Regions from separate parts of the Homo sapiens genome. Here region 2 is linked to region 1. Evidence: chromatin contacts called from ENCODE Hi-C data. All regions are on one chromosome and are shown on one strand. The core of a region is the stretch at or near the end of the contact, and the rest is flanking DNA. Distances in the headings are between cores, read along the strand shown. Region 1 overlaps LOC105377159 (a long non-coding RNA gene). Region 2 overlaps LINC00877 (long intergenic non-protein coding RNA 877).

What was found. A loop is a pair of places that touch in the nucleus more often than their neighbours do. Pooled maps may share reads with other maps.
Region 2: a pooled map shows a loop between it and region 1 (8-fold over the local background). The contact joins two enhancer-like sites. A Hi-C loop is called at or near these places in 1 of 168 maps with a recorded cell type or tissue (B cell), 16 of 37 single-sample maps with no recorded cell type and 6 of 50 pooled maps.

What each region holds. Positions count from the first base shown.
Region 1 is chr3:72,309,061-72,312,653 of GRCh38, reverse strand. It overlaps LOC105377159 (a long non-coding RNA gene), which reads left to right. Exons shown (of 3, transcript XR_940960.2): 3 at 157-302. Among named protein-coding and RNA genes, the nearest start is that of RYBP, 140 kb to the left of the region's middle. RefSeq lists enhancers at 1,639-1,818, 1,999-2,308. Within about 2 kb of position 2,138, at least 17 of the 41 ENCODE cell types and tissues checked have a DNase peak (open chromatin) inside an H3K27ac peak, as active enhancers do.
Region 2 is chr3:72,077,187-72,080,614 of GRCh38, reverse strand. All of the region lies in intron 2 of LINC00877 (long intergenic non-protein coding RNA 877), which reads left to right. Among named protein-coding and RNA genes, the nearest start is that of LINC00877, 22 kb to the left of the region's middle. RefSeq lists enhancers at 1,957-2,006, 2,127-2,256, 2,327-2,416. Within about 2 kb of position 2,119, at least 3 of the 41 ENCODE cell types and tissues checked have a DNase peak (open chromatin) inside an H3K27ac peak, as active enhancers do.

The sequences.
Region 1 (3,593 bases), core at 889-3,388:
AAACTGGAAAATGCGTTTGTTGAAAGGGGTTGAATTGGCATGAAATGACTAAAGGAGGTGCAGTTTAGCAAAGCCACGAACTGGAGCTACCTTCTAAATTAGGATGAGGGACTTTCTTTTCCGGATTAGTCATTGAGCAAGCTCCTTCATTCTCAGAACTGCCTCCGTGCTGCTGGTTGGACAGTTATTCTCACCAACAAGAAGGTAGACGATGGTTAGTCTATCTGCAGCTGCTCCCGCTTACTGAGGGGAAAAGAGAAGACTTCCCCTTGTAACCTGGCTGGGAGCCTTCCCAAGGTGGGTGAGGACATTTCCAAAATATTTTTTATGCTAATTAACGGAGGTATTAAAACGTACTGGCTAAATAATGCTGCCATTGAAAGAAGCAAAGGATGGAAGCACGTCTAACTTCCCTGTAAGTAGGCTTTCTTGTTGAACATTAAAACTCCCACAAATTCCCCTGTGGCTTCATCATAGACTCTGTGGTGACCACTACCTATGGACCACTGTTATGAGACCACTGTCTCATAAAGTGACTTTCTAAAGGCCTCAGATGGTCATCTTCAGAGCGTGGAGGAACAGGGGCCTGGGGCTGAGAAAACTTGATTGGTTTCAGCCTCAAGAAATCAGTACCAGCCCAGGTAATGTTGGGCTTTGGGTCTCTCCCTGTGCCTCCTTTGATAGTTTGGTGTCTTGAGGCACAAGGCAAGGGGACCTCTCCTTCCTCCAGCATCTTGTCACCTAAGAGATTATTTTCCTTTGGTGACACATTCCCACAGTCATAGGTCAATTTTTTTTTGTGAAACAAATCAGCAAAAAAAATCATCATGGGTCTTGCCATAAATCCTCAAGAGCATGTAGTGGGGTGGCGGGTGACTCTGAAAGTATGAAGGCATGAGGTTTTTATTCCTGGTGTTTCTCTCTACCCTCGTCCCCTCCTCCATTCTGGCTGCTGTGTGCATTTTGTTCTCATTGCCTCGGGAGAGGCAGCAACTCGGAGAGAAGAGAATGTCAGCTCTTGGCCTTGGAGTTGCAAAATCTTAGGCCTGCGGGGAGGAGAAGGACTGATGGGCATCAGTGACGGAAGTGGGGAGGAGAGCTGGGAACAAGATGAATTTCTGGGCCTGGAGATGGCAAGGTTTCTTCTGGGTGGGGAAGGAAGAGAGATGGAGGGGACACAATAAAGGAGAGAGGTCCTGCGGCCATGTGGGCTGGAGGAAACTCAGTTTCCAGGTACTGCCCAGCCCCTCCTGGAGAGGGGACTTGGGTCACCCACCAACAATGCCCAAGGGCTCTCAGTCAGCACCTCCACACCCTCCAGCTTATTACTGCGTTACCATACAGCATCAACACATGGGAGTTGCAAAGGTGGTCCTTTCTGTGGACAGCTGGTGGGACCTCCTAGCTCAGAGGGGAACCTCCAGCCATGTCCCGAGTGCTTGTCTGGCACCTTCGACTTCTCCCTCATGGATGTTCCTGTTTCAGCATCGCAGGCCATCTGCAAACTGTGGAGATGGGGTGGGGGCCTGGACACCTGCTGGGGTAGCAGTGATAGAAAGGACAAGAGGACAGGGTCCCTCAGCACTTCTACCTCCTTGAACCTGCCAGAGTCCACCTGCGGAGGTGGGGCGATGGTGAGCCGCAGCCCCCAGGAGCCCTTTAACTACAGAAGCTCATGGCGTGCAGAGGGAGGCAAAAGATGGGCCATGGAGTCACGCGAATCTGAGGACTGGCTCCAACTCCACCTTTGTCTCCCTCTTCGGAAAGCTGAACAGGGTGCAACGTGAGAAGGCGATCTTCCTTCCTGCCTTGCAGGCACTCTGGGGACGCTGCTTGTTTGCTCTGCTCTGCCAACTCTCCCCTGGGGACTCTCCTCCCCAGCCAGGCTGCCCTGGAGGGTGGAGTCTCCCCGCTGTCCTCCTGCTCCACCCCTCAGTCCACAGACCTTTTCATTTAAAGAGTTCATTGCTACAGGAAACAGATGGTAGTCACAAAAATAATAAACAGAGAGAATTTCAAAGGTTCCGGAAGCTCAGAGTCATGGTCTCAGGCCCGTCGTTAAAGACTTCCTTCTGAGATGGGGCCTGAGAATGACTGCAAACACTGTTGTTTCAGCCACTGGGATGGCCGGGCAGGGAACTGCAGTGCTGAGAGCTGTCAGCCCCTGGACTAGTGTGTAACCCTCACAGTCGTCTTGCAATGGGAGGGTGTCATGACCCCCACTTTACAGATGTAAAAACTGAGTTCAGAGAGCAGGATTGGCTGCATGATTTAGGACATTCAGTGTAAAATAAAAATGTGGGGTCTTTGGTTTAAAAATTAAGAACTTCAAGACTGAAACCACAGCAGACTGTTAAACCAAGTGAGGTGTCCTTCTGATCACAGGCCCTGAGTGACTGCCTGGGACACAGGCTTGTGAAGTCAGCCCTGTCAGAGATTAGGTAACTAGCCCAAGGACACCAGCTAGTGAGAGGCAACCGCGGCTTCCATGCAACGTCTAGGACAGCCTTCAATTGAATTTTGCTATCTTCCTGGTCTTTACCTGTGGACACCCCCATCCCTCCCTCCCACCCGCCATGGCTTGGCTGTCGGCATTATTTTTATAACTTAAAAAGAATCGTTAAAAAGTAAAGCATGACTTTAAGACGCCAACACTACACAAATCCTGATGTTGCTCCCAGAAGCCCTTTGGCTTTTGCTAAAACGGAGGCGGAAGAGGTGATTGGGCATTGCCCCACCTCCTCCTCCATTCAATTAACTTGACAAGGAAACATTTTTGAGACAGATGATTCTCATTTTTAATGCAGTTTGAAAGTCCCTAGGGGCAGGAAGACACTCGGGCTTGCCTACTTCAGGAAGTGGTGTCTTCCCTCCAATTTATACGGACTTTATTTTAAGAGACCTCAGCTGGCTCAGTCCACATTGATAAGCTTCCCCAATGGGATATGCATAATATAGGGCTTACAGTACACATTCAACACAATATCTTAATACATGTTTATACGAATATATATTTGTATTTTATGCTATTATCACAGTGGTTCTTAGAGGAGAGAATGACTTTACCCCTTAGGGGAACATTTAGCAATGTCTGGAAGACATTTCTGCTGTCACAGCTAAGAAGCAGCTGCTATTGGCTTCTAGTGGGTGGGGTTTGGGGGTGCTGCTAGACATCCTACCATGCACAGGGCAGCCCCCCACAACAGAGAAGTATCCAGCCCAAAATGTCAGTGCTGAGGCTGAGAAGCCACAACAAGCAATCATAATTAATTGGTATTGTCAAGGAATGAAAGATTACTGGGACTGGAACCCCACTTTGTAAAAAATCTACCCTTAGGAAATAAATTTTTGAGTGCTGCCAACTGAATTTGTGACTATTATGTAATAACTAACTGGGTCTCAAGTTAGGAGTCAGTTGAACCTCAGATAATCTTCACAACTCCCCCCAAGAAGTTTGAATTCTTTTTTTTTTTTTTTTAGAGGCGAGGTCTTGTTATGTTGCCCAGGTGGGTATCGAACTCTGGAACTCAAGTGATGCAACCTGCCTCGGCCACCCAAAATGCTGGAAATATAGGCGTGAATCACCACATGCC
Region 2 (3,428 bases), core at 870-3,369, 230 kb after region 1:
CCAGAAGAGAGAAATCACTGTTTCCTTGGACGGCCCTAAGATGTGATGATGTGAGTGAAGGATGCAGTTCACCCAACCCCATAAATGAATGGAGTCCTCTTGTAAGAGGGAATCAGCCCCAACCTACAGAGAAAAGAGAAGCTAAGTCTATGCAGGGGAGGGAGAAAGGGGGAAAGGAAGGAAGAAGAGATGGGGAGGGAGGAAGGGACAGTGGAAAAGAGGAAGGCAAGGGGAGGGAAAAGAGATCCTTGTCATTCGATTCACTAGCATCCCAAGGCTAATACCACATTCAAATTTTCACTCGCATGAGTCAAAAAAACTTCCCCATTTTACTTAAGCTTTGAGTTGGTTTCTGGCACTTTTAACTGAAAAGGTCTGAATAATAAAGTTCATCAATCCACTTGTAACCTAACTTCTAGAATTCAGGTTGTGCTGGGAAATTGCTAATTCAAAACTCAAGTGCCTACATCAGCGTGGGAAGGAGTCCTTTGGAGCTGTCTGAAATTTCAGGGCATTGTCCCCATTGGAAGCTTTGAACATTACACTTAGAAATGCTAATGAGAAAGAGAGAAAAGAGGGAGAGAGAGAAGGTTTAACCAATTTTCAAAAGCCAAAGTCAGTCTTTTTAGGAGAGAAAGGGGAAGAAAAAGGGATGGAAGACACTGGGAGTGTTTTTAGTGGCTGAGACAATGGAGGGTCTTCCTTACCAGGTAGTGAGGAATTTTTCCTACAAAAAAGACACGAGTGGCTTTTGTATTTGTAGACAGGACTAACCCTCCTGGGGGTGAGCTGATCAAGGTGAAATTATATAACCTATACAGTTAACTAAAGTGAATTCATCTCCATGCCCTCAGCAAGAAGAGTGAAAAAGAGGGCTGACATGGTGTTGGTTCTGCCCATCCTCACCTGCAAGGGGCATGTGAGAGCTGAAGTAATCAGATTTACTTCCTACCTCTCACGGTGCAAGCACCTCACTGTGCTAGTGGGCATTTGAAGGGATTTTCCAAATGCACCTTTAACTGTACACAATTTTCATCTTTGTAGAAATTTAGAACCCGACTCCCTAAATAACATGAGACATCACCATCACAGGCCTCATATTACAAGCCTGTACAGAGGGTGTGTGTGTGTGTATGTGTGTGTATGTGTATGTGTGTGCATATGTGTGTGTCTCAGAATATATCTGATGGTTATTTGAAGCTCAGTATTAATAAGCTATATAATAACTGGGTTCTATAGTATTTGAAATCAAAATCACTTTTAGATTCCTCTAGGCTCTTGTAAATGATAAGTACATCAAAATGCCTTGTGATGGCCTTCTGGGAAAAAATCCTCTCAGCCCAATTTACCAGGCAACTTTTATCCCATTGAATAAACTCGAGGCTCTAAGGCAGTGACTCTGCCATCAACAACATATATGAAAGCCTGCACTTTGTGGTTGGTCTGTTTTGTGTGAGGTGGGCACTTGCTGTTCTACTTGCCCAGTGGCACTTTTTAATTGGAATGATTTTTATTTGGTCTGATTTCCTGAAATAGAATACATCGCCTGCTTTAGAAACCCCAGATAGTCTATCAGCACAGACAGCAAATTGTCCTGGGGTTCTTGGCTTAGCTGTTTGTGGGGAGAAAGACTGCTGGGCAGGGTTTTGGCAGGGGGCAGTTGTAGCATATTCAAATCAGATATTGAAACAGTTTGTGTGTGTTTAGGAAGTAACCACAAATTTGACATGCCACCTCCACCCCAAACCCCAAACTGGTTCCATTCCAACAGGCAGTAGTCTCAAAGACTCTCTTAAATGGTTCATTTCTTCCTATTTACAACTCCCACAGTGAGCTGTTTTTTTAAGGGGAAATCAGTTTCTATGAACATCTAGGGCCCTGAGTGGGTCTTTGCTCTTTATTTGTCCTGCTTTGTTTAAACCAAAGAATACCTCAAGCCAGTAACCAGGCGAGCAGGGGCCTGTGACAGGCATGGTCACCTGAAATCCATTTATGCACAGGGATTGAAGGAGCAATCATATTCTAAATAAGGCTAATGAAGCTTTTTGTGAAAGCGCCAAAACCCACACACAAACGTCACCCTTGGCGTGTTCTCATTTCCACGGAGCAAAAGCAAAGGGGAGAAGGCTTACTGGGAAGCTGCCGCTGGCACATAGAATTAAGCAAAGGCTGTCCCATAGGTGTGCACAGCGGGCTTCTTTTCAGAGGGAGGATGAGGAGGAGGCAATGTGGTTCTTGCATACTAAGGGACTCAGTGTACTGCTCTAGGTGTGATTTTTCTTTTCTGTCACAATTGAGCCCAGTTTGAATTTCTCCCCTTACTTTCTTTTGGTTCACTCTTTTCCTTCATGGTAATCTTGCTGCTTAATGACCCTGGCCCCAGGCTTCCAAGGTAACTTGCCAAGAAGTTCAAGTTTACTTCTGAAGTCCATGGCTCTCACTTCCTCTTCCTTCGTCCCTCACCGCTTCTCACTTTTCTCCTCACACCTCCCGCACAACATCTGAAATATTCACTACCTCCAAGCGGCCCCGCTTTTGCAACCCACCCAAGCCTGTCATTTGTTTAAACGCTACTACTTATTTGGGTTTTGGCTCTGGGCCAGTCATCAGCAAACATTTTCTGAAAAGGGTTAGATAGTAAATAGTCTCAGCTTTTGAGCCACACTGTCTCTGTTGCAACCCTTCACTCTGTTATATCATGTAAATAGCCATCAACAATATGTAAATGAACAGGTAGGTGTGTCTGTGTTGCAATAAAACTTCATTTACAAAAAGAGGCAATAGGTTTGATTTGGCCTGATGGTCAAATGGAGTGAGTCCATGTGACATATGCAGGAAACTCACAAGGCTTTTAAGAATGGTATGTGCCCCAAAACACTGCCAGCTTGACCTGAAAGGGACAGAGAGAACAAAATGAAAGAAGGTTGTCAGATCACCAAAATTCTACAGACAGGAAACAGGTGGGTGAAACTACAGCTGCAAACAAGTATTACCCTTTATGAAGAAGGAAAGATGACTGTGAGAGCAGACCTTATAGGCTCTGAAGGCAGAGCTGAGAGCCATGCCTTGAAACCTAATGGAGTTTTTCTGGTTGGATTTAGAAAACATTTGGGACCAGGGACTCTTTTTTTTCTTTCCTTCTTCTCTCGTTTTGAATGGGAGTGCTGTTACCCTGGTGGAGTGTGTTTCATTTTGTATTTTGGGAGCAGATAATTTCTTTGCTAGCTTCATAGGTCCACAGATAGAGAGAAATTGTGCCACACACTGGACTATACCCAGAGCTTCACCCATGCCTATATTCGATGATTTATGTGATGAGAAATGAAACTTTTGACCTGATAAGACTTAGATGAGATTTTGGATTCAGGTTGATTGCTGTAATGGGTTGGGAGTTTTTAAGAATGGGTCAATGCAGTTGAGATAGACAT